Regions from separate parts of the Homo sapiens genome. Here region 1 is linked to region 2. Evidence: chromatin loops called from intact Hi-C (ENCODE). Cell type or tissue: ascending aorta. All regions are shown on one strand.

Region 1 (8,000 bases), 59 kb before region 2:
CAGATATTAGAAGATGTCATTGATTGTGTAAGGTATTTAGAAGGACCTCATGCAAGGGAGTTATCTAATTAGAGCTGCTTTTGCAATGAGTCTGAGCCTAGAGGTAGGTTGAAAGGAGACAAGACTAAAGACACAGAGATCAATTTGGAGTTGTTGTATGAATCCAGGTGAAAAACCAAGGCCTGGACTAGGATAACGACATTGAGGATGGAAGTAATCTAATCTGTATGGTTTGGGAAAGGTTATAGGGGCTTGGTGAGAATCGGATGTGGACAATAAAAAGGCGAAGGAAGCCTCTAGGATGATGTCTAGGTTTCTGGTTCCCAAACAAAGGTAGATGGTGTGAAATAAGGAATGCTGGCAGAGGAGGGGTTTTTGAAAGATCAGTAGGAGACAATGAGCTTACTCTTAGACCTCTAAGAGTAATAATCAAATAACCTAGGTCATGCTGATGAGGCCCTAATTCATAGTGACCAAACTCACAGGAGTTTATAAATCTGAGTATTATTCTGTGAATTATTATTTAGAAGCATTTATTTCCGATGACTGGAAAATCCCCTATTTATATCAGTTCCATCTGTTAGGTAGAACTTCAGAGTAACCCAATTGTCAGATGTAGAAGCAGAACAAAGAAAAACGGATGAATTTTAAAAGAGGTTTAATTTAGTCCCATAAAATGTGGAAGACCTGCTTGGAAACAGACATATTTAGATAAGAATAATCAAATTACTCATTTTTTGAGGTTGGTAGTATTGGGTGATTACTAACATTTTTACTCTTCACCTTAAGATTTTGCTTCCTTCACTGCAGTGCTACTTCAGTTCATTATTATAATTGAACAATTCTGTTTCACATGGAGCACATTTTCAATAAACTCCTTCCCACTTGCCTTCTCAGAACTTCCTCAGGTTCCAGTTTGTGTGGATAGTCTCACTGTGGGGGTGATCCTTTGAGGCTTTTCTGACTTTGATGGTTTTTTTGTTTTTGTTTTATTACTTGACACCTGGTATTCATACTTAAACTTGGTGTCCACTGAAGGACAATGAGGCAGCAGCAGTGAGTGACTTCATCTTAGAATACAGGTGATCAGAATCTTTACTCCCCAGCTGAGTGCTGGGCTTAGTCTCTTGCTCATTTATTTAAAAACCATTTATGGAATACTAGTCCTTGTAGAGAAATATGGAATGGCATATTTCCTGTTCTTAATAAAGTAACAGTGTAGTAGAATACAGACATGCAAATGAGGAATTGGAATATTGTGATTGCCATTGCAGAGGGATAAATCAAGGTAATGGGCCATGGGTAAAGGAGCTTCAGAAGTGTGGGGAAGGCTTGATCATGGATTCATTAGGCTAGATGATAAGAGTTGGGGTAGGGGTGGTATGTGAGCCCTTTCTAAATACACAGAACTGCGTGGGCAAGCAGAGAGAGAGAGGAGAGAACCTCGCACATCCTGGGACTCTTCTGTATCGTGGGGCCATGAATTTATAGATAGCAGAGGTAGTATGAGAGATGAACCTGGGCTTGGACAGGTAAGTAGGAACCAGATCAGCAGAGGCCTTGTATCCCCTGTAAAACAGTTTAAATATTAGCCTGCAGAAAGCCATTGAATTGGTTTGAATAATATATTTTAAAGGCATCTAGTTCTAAGCATATTTGCATTTGACATAGACCTAAAGACAAGACAAGGTTGCATTTATTCCCTCTTGTAGTAGTTGAGAAAACTTTGCATATTAGTGTTTTTATTTTGCTTCAAGGGAGTTTAAATTGTAACATATATATAACATTGAGTTTGCCATTTTAACAAGTTTTAATTTTAATGGTTAAAATTCAGTGGTAATAAGTACTTACACAATGTTTTACAACCATCACCACTATTCCCAAAACATCTCCATTACCACAAATAGAGACTTTGCAACCATTAAGCAATAACTCTCCATCCCTGCCTCCAGCCCCTGGTAATCTCAAATCTACCTTCTGTGTCTATGGATTTGCCTATTCTAGAAATTTCATATAATTGAAATTATATAATATTTGTCTTTCTGTGTCTGACTTATTTCACTTAACAAAATGTTTCCAGAGTTTATCCATGTTGTAGTATGTATCAGAACTTCATTCCTTTTTTATAGCTGAATAAAATTCAATTGTATGTATAGACTGTATTTTGTTTATCCATTTATCTGTTGACAGACACTTTGATTGTTTCCACCTTAGGTTATTGTGAATTGGCCTGTAAGCATCTGTTTGAGTTCCTGCTTTCAGTTCCTTTGGATATATACCTAGAAGTGGAGTTTCTGGGTCACATGGTAATTCTACATTTAACTTTTTGAGGACCCACCAAACTGTTTTCCACTGTTTACCATTTTACACTTCCACCAGCAATGTACGAGGATTCTGATTTCTCCACATCTTTATCAACATTTATTATTTTCCAGGTTTTTTTTTTAATATTGTCATAGCCATCCTAGTGGGTGTGAAGTAGAATCTCATTGTGCTCTTATGCACCCTGGATTTGGAATATGCAAAAATATTTTGTAGTGAGTAATAAGCTTTGAACACATTTTTGTTCATGAGGTTTCTTAAGTGTTCCTATTTTTGCCATAGAAAATAATTGATTATAGACTTTTATTTCCAAGTTAAGGCTTGTCAGTTGAAGCATTCTTCTAAAAATTTTAAAGTAAGAAAACCCGTTGCTCTGAAATATCCTCCAATGCACCCAGGATCAGTTTGCTAAACGGCAGCTCTTGGCCATGTCAATATGCCTTGCTAGTACTCTTGGTGAACTCTCCTTGCCCTGGTTCAGATGTCCCTAGTCTCTGGGCTAGACTAGTACAGTGGCTTGCAAACTGTTCCCTCATTTCCTGATCTCCTCTTTTTCTCATTCCTCCTAAATACTGCAGGCAGTACAGCATAGTGCTTAAGTGCACAGGCATCAGAATGAGAACCTGGTCTGAGTCCCAGCTCTGCCACTACTAGCCATGACACTTCAGACAAGTCAGTTAATCTCAGTGAACACCTGTTTCTTTACCTATAAAAGAGGACAACATTGCCTACCCAACAGGGCTATTGTGAAGACAAGACAGGTCAAGCCCTTAGTACATTGCTTGGCACATAGACAAATGGGGTTAGTTGGGGTGCTATTAATACTGCCTGCAGAGTTATTTTTCTAAAAACCTGATTATGGAACTTCTCTGCTTGAGCCACTTCAAATTTCTGTTTTCTCAAAACAAACTTCAAACTGTTTGGTACTTTGTAAGAGGCCCTTTGCAGCGTAGGTCGCTAGCCTTGTCTGCTGCCCTCCTAAGCCACTGGCCAGTGTAGACCAGATAAGCATGTGACTGATAGCTCAGTGCATGCTCTCCCATCTGCCTGATTGAGCCACATTTAAGGAAATTATCCTTTCTCTGAAGCCTATAAAAAGATTCCTCTCTCTGAAGCCCCACCTGGCATATATTGGACTGGGTCTAGGCTCACCTATCTCTGTTAGAGTGATTATCTGTCATCACATGGGGGTTTTTGTGAACTCTTCTGTGTCTTATTTATCTTATTTATCATATCTTATTTATATGATGAGCACTATAGGGCCTCTATCAAGATGCAAAGATGAGAAGCCGGGCATGGTGGTGTGTGCGTGTAGCCCCAGCTACTTGGAAGGCTAAGGCAGGAAAATCACTTGAGCCCATGAGTTTGAGTCCAGCCTGGCAACATTTTGAAAAACAAGAAGAAGAAAATGGGAATATGGGAATAACTTTACCTACAGCAATCAGCCCCATTCCCTTGTTTTCTAACTTGGCATGGTTAGGATTGTGGGAAGAGTTTCCACATCTTGAAACTTACCTGTCCTTTCATGTGGCCATACAGTCAACAGACTCCTTAAAAGTGCACCATGGATGAATCCTGTGTGCTAGTGTTGATCTCCACCGCGTTTTACTTATTCAGCAACTCTGTTGAATACCCAGTTGGTGTAAGTCACTTTAATAGCCCCCTAAAGGAGATAAAGAATTGCATAAGATGTTTCTGTTAATGAGGCTTTTCAAGATAAATGTTCTTGCTTGTCCTGTGGCTTTGAGGAATGTAAAATCTAGTTGGAGCAATTGTAGTCTGTCTGTTTGCTGGAGAGGCTGTGGGAAATTCTGACTCCTCCTGTCGTCATTGTATTTCCAAAACAGTTCAGCCTTCTTGCTTGGCAGATGGGGCCACATGTAGTCCTGACTCAGCTTCTGAATTTCTGGTGAAATCTAAAACTACAGAGAGAAGAGAAATCCTGCTGTTTGCAAAGGATTCAAGAGGGAGACCACAATAGGTAGCAATTCAGAAGTAAACACCAACAAAATAACCCTGTGTTGTCTGCTATAGTCTACAGTCTGTTTTCTGACACCATTTGGTCTGAAGCTTCTACTAGGTTGAGACTCACAATTTTTTTTTTTTTTTTTTTTTTGAGATGGAGTCTCGCTCTGTGGCCCAGGCTGGAGTGAATTGCCGTGATCTTGGCTCACTGCAAGCTCCGCCTCCCGGGTTCATGCCATTCTCCTGCCTCAGCCTCCCGAGTAGCTGGGACTACAGGCGCCCGCCACCACACCCGGCTAATTTTTTTGTATTTTTAGTAGAGACGGGGTTTCACCGTGTTAGCCAGGATGGTCTCAATCTCCTGACCTCGTGATCCGCCCGCCTTGGCCTCCCAAAGTGCTCGGATTACAGGCATGAGCCACCGCGCCTGGACTGTTTTTTTATTCTTTAAATCTTTAAAGAAAATATACTGATATGTTCCTACATTGTTTGTAATTGAGCTCCCTGACCCTCTGATGTTATGTAAAGATCAAAAATCTTAATTAAAGCTACAAATCAGTAGCATTATTTTGAAGAGGTATTTAATGTGAGAAGAAGGCAGTGTGAGTCAGGAGAAAAGTTACAGCAAAAGTATATGTTAAGCATTCTTTGTAAAGTAGATGTAAAACTTACGAGCTTCTTGACAGGTGATGCAAAATAGAAAAATATCAGGAATTGAATTAATACTTTAAAATACTTTGATTTCAATACTTTGAAATTACTGAGTTGAAAAATGTTAATTTTTTTTAAGAAAACGTGGCAAATGTGGGCATCCCCTGTGGTCCTTTGGTACTCTTCAGCCTGGCTTCCAGATTTCAGATGATGTTGGATCCAGGCTCAGAAGTGAGGATGGGCCTTTGTTGCTGAGTTCAGAAGATTGCAGGCTACAGGCACTATTCCATATTTTTTAGCCAGGTGTTAGAGAAAATGTTGCTCCTGGAAGTAGTACTTTCTTATCCTTTTAGTGGTAAGGGTGTAACTTTTTGTACTAAAGGCAGTTTAATTTAAAAAACTACACAAGATACATGGTTAAGTGATTTTATGTACATATAACCCTTTTGGGTATTCTTATCATCTGGATTTAACAAAGATATAACTGAGGCTGGTAGTTAAGTATATTACCAGCTGATTAGTGGCAGAACCAGGATTGGAATCTTAGTCTTATTTACTGGCATCTTAGTTAATTCTGGCTGCTGTAACAAAATATCACAGACTGGGTGGCTTATAAATAACAGAAATTTATATCTCTCAGTTCTGGAGTCTGGAAGTGTGGGATTGTGGTACCAGCATGATCAGGTTCTGGTGAGAGCCCTGTTCTGGGTTGCCGACTGCTGGCTTCTCTTGTATCCTCACATGATGGGATGAGAGAGCTCTGGTCTTTCTGTCTACTTATAAGGGCACAAATCCCATTTATAAAGGCCCCACCCTCAGAATCTAACTATCTCCCAAAAGCCCCTCCTCCAAATGCCATCACATGAAGGATTTAGACTTCAACTTATGAATTTGGGAGAAGAGAGAGATGCAAACGTTTAGTTCATAACAGCTGGGTTCTATAGTTACCAGCTGGAGAGGCCTCTGATGGATACAGGGATCCAGGAGGATATGCAGAAAGGCACTGAACAGGGTATAGAAGTGTGTGGGTATGTGAGTCTGTGGGTATTCACTCTAAAAGTACAGCAGTATCAAAATTTAATGTTCCACTCTTTGTTGGATTTGGCCCCAATTTCATTTTATGAATGGATGTTAAGATATTTCTGACTACAGGCCAAAATGATTCAAAGCTGGGTGCAATAGTGTGCACCTATAGTCCCAGCTTCTTGGGAGGCTGAAGCAGGAAGATCATGTGAGCCCAGGAGTTTTAAGCAACATAGACCTCATCTCTAAAAAACAAATGAAAAATATTCAAACTCTGATTGGTAGTAATAAAGAATGCTGCTCACAACTACATTTTTTTGTGTATATGTTATGGGTATTCTCTTCAGTGCAGGTTTATGACTAGTATTCTCGTTTTGAAAAATACTTTTTGGGATGACAATCTTTTTTCAAACTCTTGACTTTATTTTCTGGAACTAGATGTTGTATTACATCACTGGAAGTTTATTCATGGCTCTCTCTGAAATGAATATTTATGCACCTGTGCAAAGCTCCCCTCACATCTCCGAGCAGTCAGTGGTATCACAATGAAAGCCAGATGTAGAAAGAGCAGGTTGAGATTGGTGAATATAAAACATGAAACTGGAGTCTATTAGTCAGACACTAAAGGAGCCTCATGGCTGTATCTCTTTTCCCCCATTTCCGCTGGGCAGCCTTATTTCTGGGTAGAAGCTCTGATCCAAAGAGAATAGCAAAGGGCAGGCCTTAAGTAGACAGGAAATGCTCATGTGGGAACTACTATCTTGCTGAAGCCTTTCTGAAATCCCTTCTTCTCCCAGAAACGGAGATCTCTCTGACCTGACCTCTTCTCCCTTATCAATCCCTATCATCAGATATAACATGGTGCCATGCATTGTCTGTTATCTTTGTATTGTAAGCTCCTTGAAGGTAAGGCTTGTGTCTTTGTCTTTGGTTTGTGGTAGTAGAAGGCCACCCCAATAGTGAATGATCTAGGATTTCCAGATAAGCTTATTGTTCATCATATAGATGGCGCACATTTCCTTCTTCTTCTACCTGTCCCTGTCTCTTGTATTGCATTCGAGTTAATGAGCTAATTCCATATCAAATGGCACAATGATCCTTAACATGTGTACATTCAGTTATTGATGACAGGTGCTCTCTTGGGTTTAAAAAGCTCTGCTCAAAGAAAGGTTTTGCTTTCTCTCAATTTATGAAAAGTCATTGTGTGCAGGTAGATATTAAGTTTTGTACTTCGAAGATTTTAGTAATTTAATAATCCTCACCCAGATATCTCAGATAAACAAAATCCTCTTGTTGGACAGATAATAAAAACAAAATACCTTAGACCTACATTTCTGGGTTTTCCTATATCCATTTAAGGCAGCATAAATACCCACGTGGAAACAAAACCTTAATCTTAGTTTATTCAGAGTTTTTTTTTCTGTCTCCTCCAAGAGGAAGATGAGCAAAAAAATAAAAAACTTTGCAGGTGTGTTTCAATCTAAGATTACTTGATTCCTTATTTTCTAGCATTCACATAGTCAGACCCAATTAAGTTAGAGGATTTTTTTTTCCGTGACTTCATATTTTTAAGATGAGTAATAAACAGTTATAGTTCAGGGGATACATGTTAGTGAAAAAAAGTCAAAGTTGTTAGCATAATTGTATAGGGTACCACATTAAGTTTTTCACAGAACTTTTCAAATACCTGAGATAACACAATATACCAGGTCCCCAAGTGTGACTTGAACATCGTATGACTTCTGTTTCCTGAAGCTGCTGAGATTCTTTACTGTTAGAGCTTGGGAATTTCAGGAGCAGCACTTCTACAGGAACCTAGTTAAGTTGCCCAGTGGCTGAGGCATCCTGGAGGAAAAACGACACTTTGTTTAGTGGGCGGGCACTGCAGGAGTTTGTTTTGCCTTTTCTCCTGCTCGCATCCTTCGTCTTCTCATACTCCCTTAGAATAATCGTGGAAACATGATGCAGGAGGCCTGGGAGGGATCTTTCAACTGTGTCTGAGCAATTTTAAGAGTTGTTCCACCAGGGTCCCCAGAGGA
Region 2 (8,000 bases):
GCTTTAATTTGTGACAGTTTATCTGACTTTTCTTCTGCCTTTCCACAAGTCTGTGAGCACTGACATCAAGGACTTTTGTATAGCTCTGTATAGCACAGTGCTTAATAAACTTGACCCTGGAGTCAGACTGCCTGGACTGGTAATTCTGGCTCCAACACTTAGCTGTGTGACTGTGGGCAAATGACTTTACTGCTCTCTGCCTCAGTTTCTTCATCCTTCAAACTGTACCCATCTCATAGGATTATTATGAAGATTCAGTGACACAGGTTCAAAATTGTAATATGCTTTACAGCAGTTCCTAACACATCAGAAGTGCTATATTTAAGCAGTAGCATTTAGTATCAGCACAGGGTCATACACATATTAGGTCCTCAGAAAATGTTGATTGGCTTAGTTAAGTTGCCCATGTGTACTGAATTAACTAATTGAATTTTTGAAAGCCTGGATGTAAGAATCAGGAGGATATTTGTGACTTTTAAAAGTAAAATATTAAGGAGAGTCAGAGGGAGTTAGATAAAAAGTGTTAGTGAGTGGATGTTTTAAACAATGAATCAGTGGGATATAAGTTTTAATTGTTACTAATTTTTATTTTAATTCTGATGTGCTCAGAAAACATTCTGTGTATCACTCCAATCTTTTTCAATGTATGGAGACTTATTTTATGGCCCAGCATATGGTCTATGTTGGTGAATGTTTCAGGTGTCTTGAAAACATGGTGTGTCCTGTAGTTGTTGGATGTAGGTTTTATGGATGTCAAGATGGTCAAAAGGGGTGTTCAAATCTTCTATGTCCTTACTGAAATGTGTCTGCTGTTTTATCAATTATTGAGAGAAAGGTGTTAAAAACTATGAGGATTTGTCTCTCTTTAGTTCTGTCACTTTTGTTTCATGTATGTTAAAGCTCTGTTATTAGGTGCATGTGTATTCAGAATTTTTGTTTTTCATGATGAATTGATCCTTTTGTCATTATCAAATTGTCCTATTTGTCCTTGGTCTTATAGTATGCTTTGACTCATGCTAGTGTAGCCATAAGCTTTCTTATGCTTACTGTTTATATGGTACATCTTTTTCATCAGTTTTTTACCTTATGTATGTATTTATATCTTTATATTTAAAATGTATCCCTTATAAACAACATATAGGTAAGTACTGTTTTCCTACCCCATTTTACAATCTCTGGTGTTTAATTGGAATGTTTTATTCATTTACATTTATTGTAATAATTAGATACTCAGGTTTTAGTCTACCTTCATGCTATTCTTTTGTCTCCTCTGGATTTTGTTCTTCTGTTTCTCCTTTTTTGCCTTTAAATAAAGTAAAGTTATGACATTTTATCTTCTCTGTTGGCTTTTTAGCTCTACCTCTTAGTATTATTTTTGAATACTTTTTTTTTTGGGTTTTTTTGAGACAGAGTCTTGCTCTGTCACCCAGGCTGGAGTGCAATGATGCAATCTCAGCTCACTGCAACCTCTGCCTCCTGGGTTCAAGCAGTTTTCCTGCCTCAGTCTCCCAAGTAGCTGGGATTACAGGCACCTGCCACCAGGCCCAGCTAATTTTTTGTATATTTAGTAGAGATGGGGTTTCACCATGTTGGCCAGGCTGGTCTGGAACTCCTGACCTCAGGTGACCCACCCGCCTCAGTCTCCCAAAGTGCTGGGATTACAGGAGTGAGCCACCAGGCCTGGCCTTGAATACTTTTTTTTTTTTTTTTTTTTAGTAATTAAAATATAAATCGTTAACTTATCACAGTTTTCCTTGCATTCATATTTATACAAATTCCCTTATATCTTTTGTGCTATTATTGTCAGAGATTTTATTTCTACCCATTTAAAATGTGTAACACATTTTTATTTTTGTTTCAAAATGTCAATAGTCTTTTAAAGAAATAAAAGGGAAGAAGAACCTTTTATAAAATTAATGTATTTGCCATTTTCAGTGCTCTTTTTTTCTCTCCTCTAGATCCAGATTTCTATCTGGTAGCATTTTCCTTCAACCTGAAGGATATTCCTTAGTGTTTCTTATACTTCAGATCTGCTGGGGACAAACTCTCCAAGCTTCTTTTTCACTGAGAATGTCTTTATTTTGTCCCTGTTTTTGAAGGATTTTTCTCTGGATAAAAAATCATTATTTAGTTTTTTTTCTTCTTCTTGCAGCACTTTGAAGATGGCATCTTATTGCCCTTTTGCCTCCATTGTTTATGATGTAAAGTTAGCTCTCATTTTTATCATCATTCTTCTATATGTAACAAACCTTTTCCTCTGGAAAGTTTTAACATTTTTTTCTTTATCTTTGACTTCTAGCAATTTGGTTTTTGTTGTTGTTGTTGTTGTTTGTTGTTGTTTGAGATGGAGCTTCACTCTTGTCACCCAGGCTGGAGGGCAATGGCGCCATCTCCGCTCCCTGCAACCTCCCCCTCCCAGGTTCAAGCAATTCTCCTGCCTCAGTCTCCTGAGTAGCTGGGATTACAGGCGCAAGCCACCATGCCTGGCTAATTTTTGTATTTTTGTAGGGATAGGGTTTCACCATGTTGGCCAGGCTGGTCTCGAACTCCTGACGTTAAGTGCTCCTCCCACCTCAGCCTCCGAAAGTGCTGGGACTACAGGCGTGAGTCACTGTGCCCAGTCAGGTTTCTAGCAATCTGAATGATGTGTTTGAGGGTAGTTTTCTTTAAATTTATCTTGCCTGGATTTTGATGAGCTGAGCTTTATGGATCTTTTGGTTGTTGTTTTTCATTAAGTATAGAATTTGGGGGACATTATTTCTTAAAATATTTTATGTGCCATATTTACTCTCTCCTGGGACTCCAACTACTTATATGTTAGATTGTTTTATATTGTTCCACAGGTCACTATGACTCTATCCATTTTTTCTTCAACTATTTTTTTATCTATGCATCTGCCTGAATACTTTCCATTGACCTATTTTATATTTATTTATTCCCTTTTTTAATGTACATGTGCTATTAACCCCCTCTAATGAATTTATTTCAGGCTTTTATTTTTAAATTCTAAAGTTTGCAGTTGTTTATTTCTAAGGTTTCTGTTTATTTTCTAAGATTCTTCTTTCTCCTCCATTATTCTTTCTCCCCTTCCATTATCTCTCTCTTCTCCCATTATTCCCATTTTTTTGGTAAATTCATTAATAAATTTATAATCATTATTTAAATCCTTGACTACCAATTCAACGTCTTGAATGTCTGTAGGTCTGCTTCTAATGACTGACTTTGCTCTTGGTTATAAGTCACATTTTCCTATTTCCTTTAATATTTAGTATTTTTAAATTTTATACTGAACATTGTAGATGATATTTTATAGTTATTCTGGTTTCTGTTGTCTGCCCCCTGAGGAATATTGTATTTTGTTGTAGCTGGCAGTTAAATTACTAGTGTGTCTCCTTCATCTTGTGCCAGCTTGCTCCATTTAAATTTTGCCCTTAGTTCTAAGGTGCTGTTCCTGGTCTCCAGATGTAGTCTTTTGGGATTTTAATGAAAAGCCTGCAGTATTTTCTAAACACCTCTAAATAGCCAGACTTGAAAACCAAATTTTGCCATTCCAGAAATAAGTAGCTGTTGAAACTTTTGCTTATTCTAAGCATTTTAGCTGTTGCTTTCTAGCAATGCTGTCTTATATAGCTTATGAGTTGGCAAACAAATTGAGGGGAATTTGTATACTGATCTTGGGTTTTATTAATCTATGGTGGTTTCCTTGTTCCTAACATTTCTCCTCTTCTATTTCCAGACATTCTGGTAGCCCCATACTCAGGTCTCTTACTTCCTAGAAGCCTTTTTCTTGACATCTATTCCCCATGGATCCTATGAACAGGAGAGTACCCTTAGAAGAAAATTTAATTAAATGTTTATAGCACCTGATTGACTTCTCATCTTTAAAAAGTAATATTCCTTTCAGTTCTAGATTGCTCCCTGGTGCCTTCAAATAGTTATTTATTTAAATATTTATCCAGAATGTATCATTGTTATTGGCAAGAGGATTATTTTGCTATAGGTAGTTCCACCATTACCTGAACCAGAACCTCATCAATGAGTATTCATTGCTCTTTAAAAGAAGTTGAGTGTTTAAATGAAGAAGAGAAAAAAAAAATGACGGTTGAAGTAGAATTGAAGTCTTATAAAGAAAAAGTTTTAAGGTTGTAAAGAAAAAGTTTTCATAAGAGACACAAGCATGTTTCTAGGAAGAGAAGAAAAGGGCCCTAGAAAAGGAAAGAGAAGGTTCCAAAAGATAGAACTATAGGCATATGCAAAAGATAGAACTTTCTTTGGCATATGCCAAAGCTTCACTCAATTTAATTTCCTCTCTAATAGATGGCACTACTAGAGAGGGAATTAAATTGAGTATGGTTTTGGCATATGCAAAAGAAAAGATAGGTGATGAGGGCACAGATTTTGAAGTAGCAAGGATGGGAGCTGAACATGTATAGGGACTTATTGCTGAAGGAAAACATAGACTTGTGATCATTGTATAGATTCCTCATGTGAATAGGAGATGAATAGGCTTGGATTACATTGAATTCAGGTATGGGTAACAATTCATGGAGTGGCAAAGGGATCAAGGTAGGAGGAGTCAAGTATGATGCTAGAGTTATAGGTTTTAGCTGCCTGTAACTGGCTGACATATCATTGAGTGAAATAGGGCATATATTGGAGGAGGGATAAAGGAAGACAGAGGGAGGAGATGGAATTTATGAACTAAATTTTAGTCATGTGGAATTCAAAAAGCCTGTAAGACATCCAACAGAAAATTTTGGTAGGCATCTGTATATATGACTTAAGAGTTCAAAAGAGAGGTTGGGATGGAAGTAATGTTCAGGAGTTACTGGCTTAAGTAACTCCTTAGTAAAGGAATTGGTAAATCACACTATGAGAGTGAATACAGAAAATGTTTATTAAAAAGAGAGGAGGGCCTGGGAAATGTCAATAATTAAAAATGAATGGAGAAATAAACGATAAGAAGGAACATCCTGAGAGATCAGAAAAGAAATAGGCATGTGTGTCATAGAAGTCACAGAAATCAAGAGAAGAATATCAAGAAGGAATATAGTCATAGGGTAGAATACCACTTGGAGAAGATGGCATGTCCATTAGATAAAGTGACATGGAGGCCAGTGACAACCTTGGAGGGAGCTCTTTCAATGGCATGTGGTGAGGACAGAAGCCAATTTAGAGAACTTGAGCAATAAGAAGAAAGTAAGAAAATAAAGACAACCAATGAGGCATCTCTGAAAGAGAATGATGGCAGGATAGGGTCTTAGAATGGAAGGATTTTTGAAATAGGAAAGACTTCAGAATGTTTAAATGCTGAGGGGAAGATATATGTGGAAAAGAGAAGAGAGGAGATACAGGAGAGGGAAGAGGTGGTCAGTGTGCAAAATTGCCGATACAGTGGAAAGGCCTGGTGTTAAGAACAGAGACAAGGAACTGACTTTCAGATAAATGAGGAACTCATGTTTCATTGAATAGGAAGGAAAACGTCAAGGATGAGGGTGGATCTGTAGGTTTTTGTGCAGAAAGTTTTGGAGAGGGAGCTGCCTAGAGAAGAATAATGGCATTTCCAAATAGTGTGAGAGCATAGGGTTGAAGACCACTTGAGGATGACGACCATGAATTTTTAGTGCTACGCATTTTCTAGATTGTGTCACTCTCTGCAGCAGTCCCAGCACAGGCATGAAGAAAGTGGATTGTTAAATTCAGCCAGGATCAAAGTGTTGCCAGGCAAGTATGATAAACAACAAAGGGGCAAAAGAGTTGAGGAGATTGGACCATGGAGTCTTGGAATTTAAGTTGAATGAGGAAAGAACAAAAGATAGGAGTGAAAATGTATAAAGGATATAAATAGTAGGGAGAGTAGTTTAATGAGTGAGCGAGCAAGTTGGAAGATGAGTACATGGTTAGACAGTGGCCTGTCTCAGTCAGAGGTCTCAGAGTAGAGGACATAGAAACAACCCCTAGGTGTATGACCATGAGAGGGTGTGACTGACTTGGAGCGTGGAAGATCGTTGATAAAGAGGAAGCCAAATAACTGAGGAGTTGTAAGATGGAATATTCATTCATTAGTAGGGCTACTGTAACAAATTACCACAATCTAGATGGCTGAAAACAACAAATTATTCTCTTGCAGTTCTGGAGGCTAGAATTGGAAATCAAGGTGTTATCAGGGCCATGCTCCTTCCAAAGTCTCTAGGGCAGGATACTTCCTTGCCCATTCCATTTTCTGGTAGCTTTAGGCATTCTTTGGTTTGTGGAAGCATAACCCCAGTCTCTGCCTCCATCTTTACGTGGCTTTTTTCTCTGTGCACGTCTTTGCCTGTACATAGCATTTTGTTGTTCGTATAAAGGACATCAATCACCTTGTAAGAGGGCCTCCATCTCAACTTGATTATATCTGATAAGGTCATATTCACAGGTACAGGGGGTTAGGAATTCAACATATCTTTTGCGGGGACACAAAACCATATATCAGTATGAATGTTCAAATCACTAGGAGCAGAAATGAAGAGAAGACAGATTTCAGTAAAGGAATAATAGGTCAAAGTACACAAACATCAAAGAGGAGGGGAGTAGAGGGTGATGTTGCCAGGTTTGCAAATCTTAGAGTTAACAGTTTGTAGAAGAATAATGATCTAAAACCAGTGCTGAGCAGCAGAAGTGCATAGGCCCCACCTTGTGAGCCTGAGTTATTTGGTGAGAGAATGAGTATCCTGTGATTAGGAAGTCCCCAAGAGAAGCAGGGTCCTTTGGGAGGACCTGAGTTTCATTTGTTCAGGCTCAGAGTGAGAAGTGGTGCCCAGGGAGAACTTTGGGATGGATGGCTGGGCGCAGTGGGTCATGACTGTAATCCCAGGACTTTTGAGAGGCCGAGGCAGATGGATCACATGAGGCCAGGAGTTCAAGACCACCCTGGCCAACATGGCAAAAACCCATACCTACTAAAAATACAAAAATTAGCCAGGTGTGGTGGTGGGCATCTATAGTCCCAGCTACTTGGAAGGCCAAGGCATGAGAATGGCTTGAACCCAGGAGGCGGAGGTTGCAGTGAGCTGAGATCATGCCACTGCACTCCAGCCTGTGTGACAGAGCAAGACTCCATCTCAAAGAAAAAAAAAAAAGTGTGAGGTGGATGATTGAGCATATTGATCCCGGAGTAGGCATTCCAGCAGGGTTGGAATGGGCAAAAGGCTGAGTTAGGTGAATGGAGGGTGAGAGAACTAAGAAAATGAAAATACAGAAGAGGAAAAATGATACAGCAGAGGATTTAGATAGTGGCAGTTGCTGAAAGAAAACAAAACAAGGGCATGAGACTTTTGGGTTTAATCCTGCTGTCTTCTGGAGCATGGTGGGCATGTAGTGGCATGTAGCAGATAGATGCTGGATAGTCGTTTTGTTTGACCTAGACATTCTTTTTTATCTTAGCTACCAGAGTGCCTGTTTACAAGTACAAGCCTTGCTGCCCAACATTTTGGGTGAACAGAGTTCACTAAGAATGTTCAATCTTATGCACATATGGTGGGCTGGCCCTGTGGTGAGGTTCTATGGGGACCATGGTGGGCACTATGCATTGAGAAACTAGCCTACATCAGGCCGTTGTTCCTGTTGTGCCAGGGATTATTGCTGTCACATGCAGGCAGAACAAAAAGGGTCATTTCATATTCATCCATATGCAACTTCAAGGTGAAGGGTTGGGATGCAATCCTAACTATGTTCAGATTCTGAAAAACATGGCTCCACATTCCAGTTCTTCGTGATTGGCAGCTGAACTGTTTTCTTTCAGGAAATTATCTTCCTGTTTCTACATCCACATTGCTCCTCACGTTCTGCTATTTCTAACAGTCAAGGAATGGAGAAGGGAAATAGATATCTAAAGAAATAGCATAGAAGTCAAGTGCAACACATGTCAAGTTTATTAATGTATTTGTCATTTGTTGAACCCATAGTAGAAAAGAAAAAAACATCCACCTTTTAACTCTGAGATCTCTCCTCATCTATATTGT

What was found. Hi-C counts contacts between places; a loop is a spot of excess contacts. Peaks named below come from ENCODE experiments on the same cell type or tissue, not always from the same donor. Only the 100,000 strongest peaks of a DNase experiment are listed, where the experiment ranks them.
Region 1: it touches region 2 in a loop (5-fold over the local background); 6 of 110 quality-filtered maps call a loop at or near these places.

What each region holds. Positions count from the first base shown.
Region 1 is chr15:33,421,222-33,429,221 of GRCh38, forward strand. The region is part of intron 1 of RYR3 (ryanodine receptor 3); the gene reads left to right. Among named protein-coding and RNA genes, the nearest start is that of RYR3, 110 kb to the left of the region's middle. In ascending aorta, no CTCF peak of the experiment used is centred here; a DNase peak (open chromatin) is centred at 4,160.
Region 2 is chr15:33,480,096-33,488,095 of GRCh38, forward strand. The region is part of intron 2 of RYR3 (ryanodine receptor 3); the gene reads left to right. Among named protein-coding and RNA genes, the nearest start is that of RYR3, 170 kb to the left of the region's middle. In ascending aorta, no CTCF peak of the experiment used is centred here; no DNase peak of the experiment used is centred here.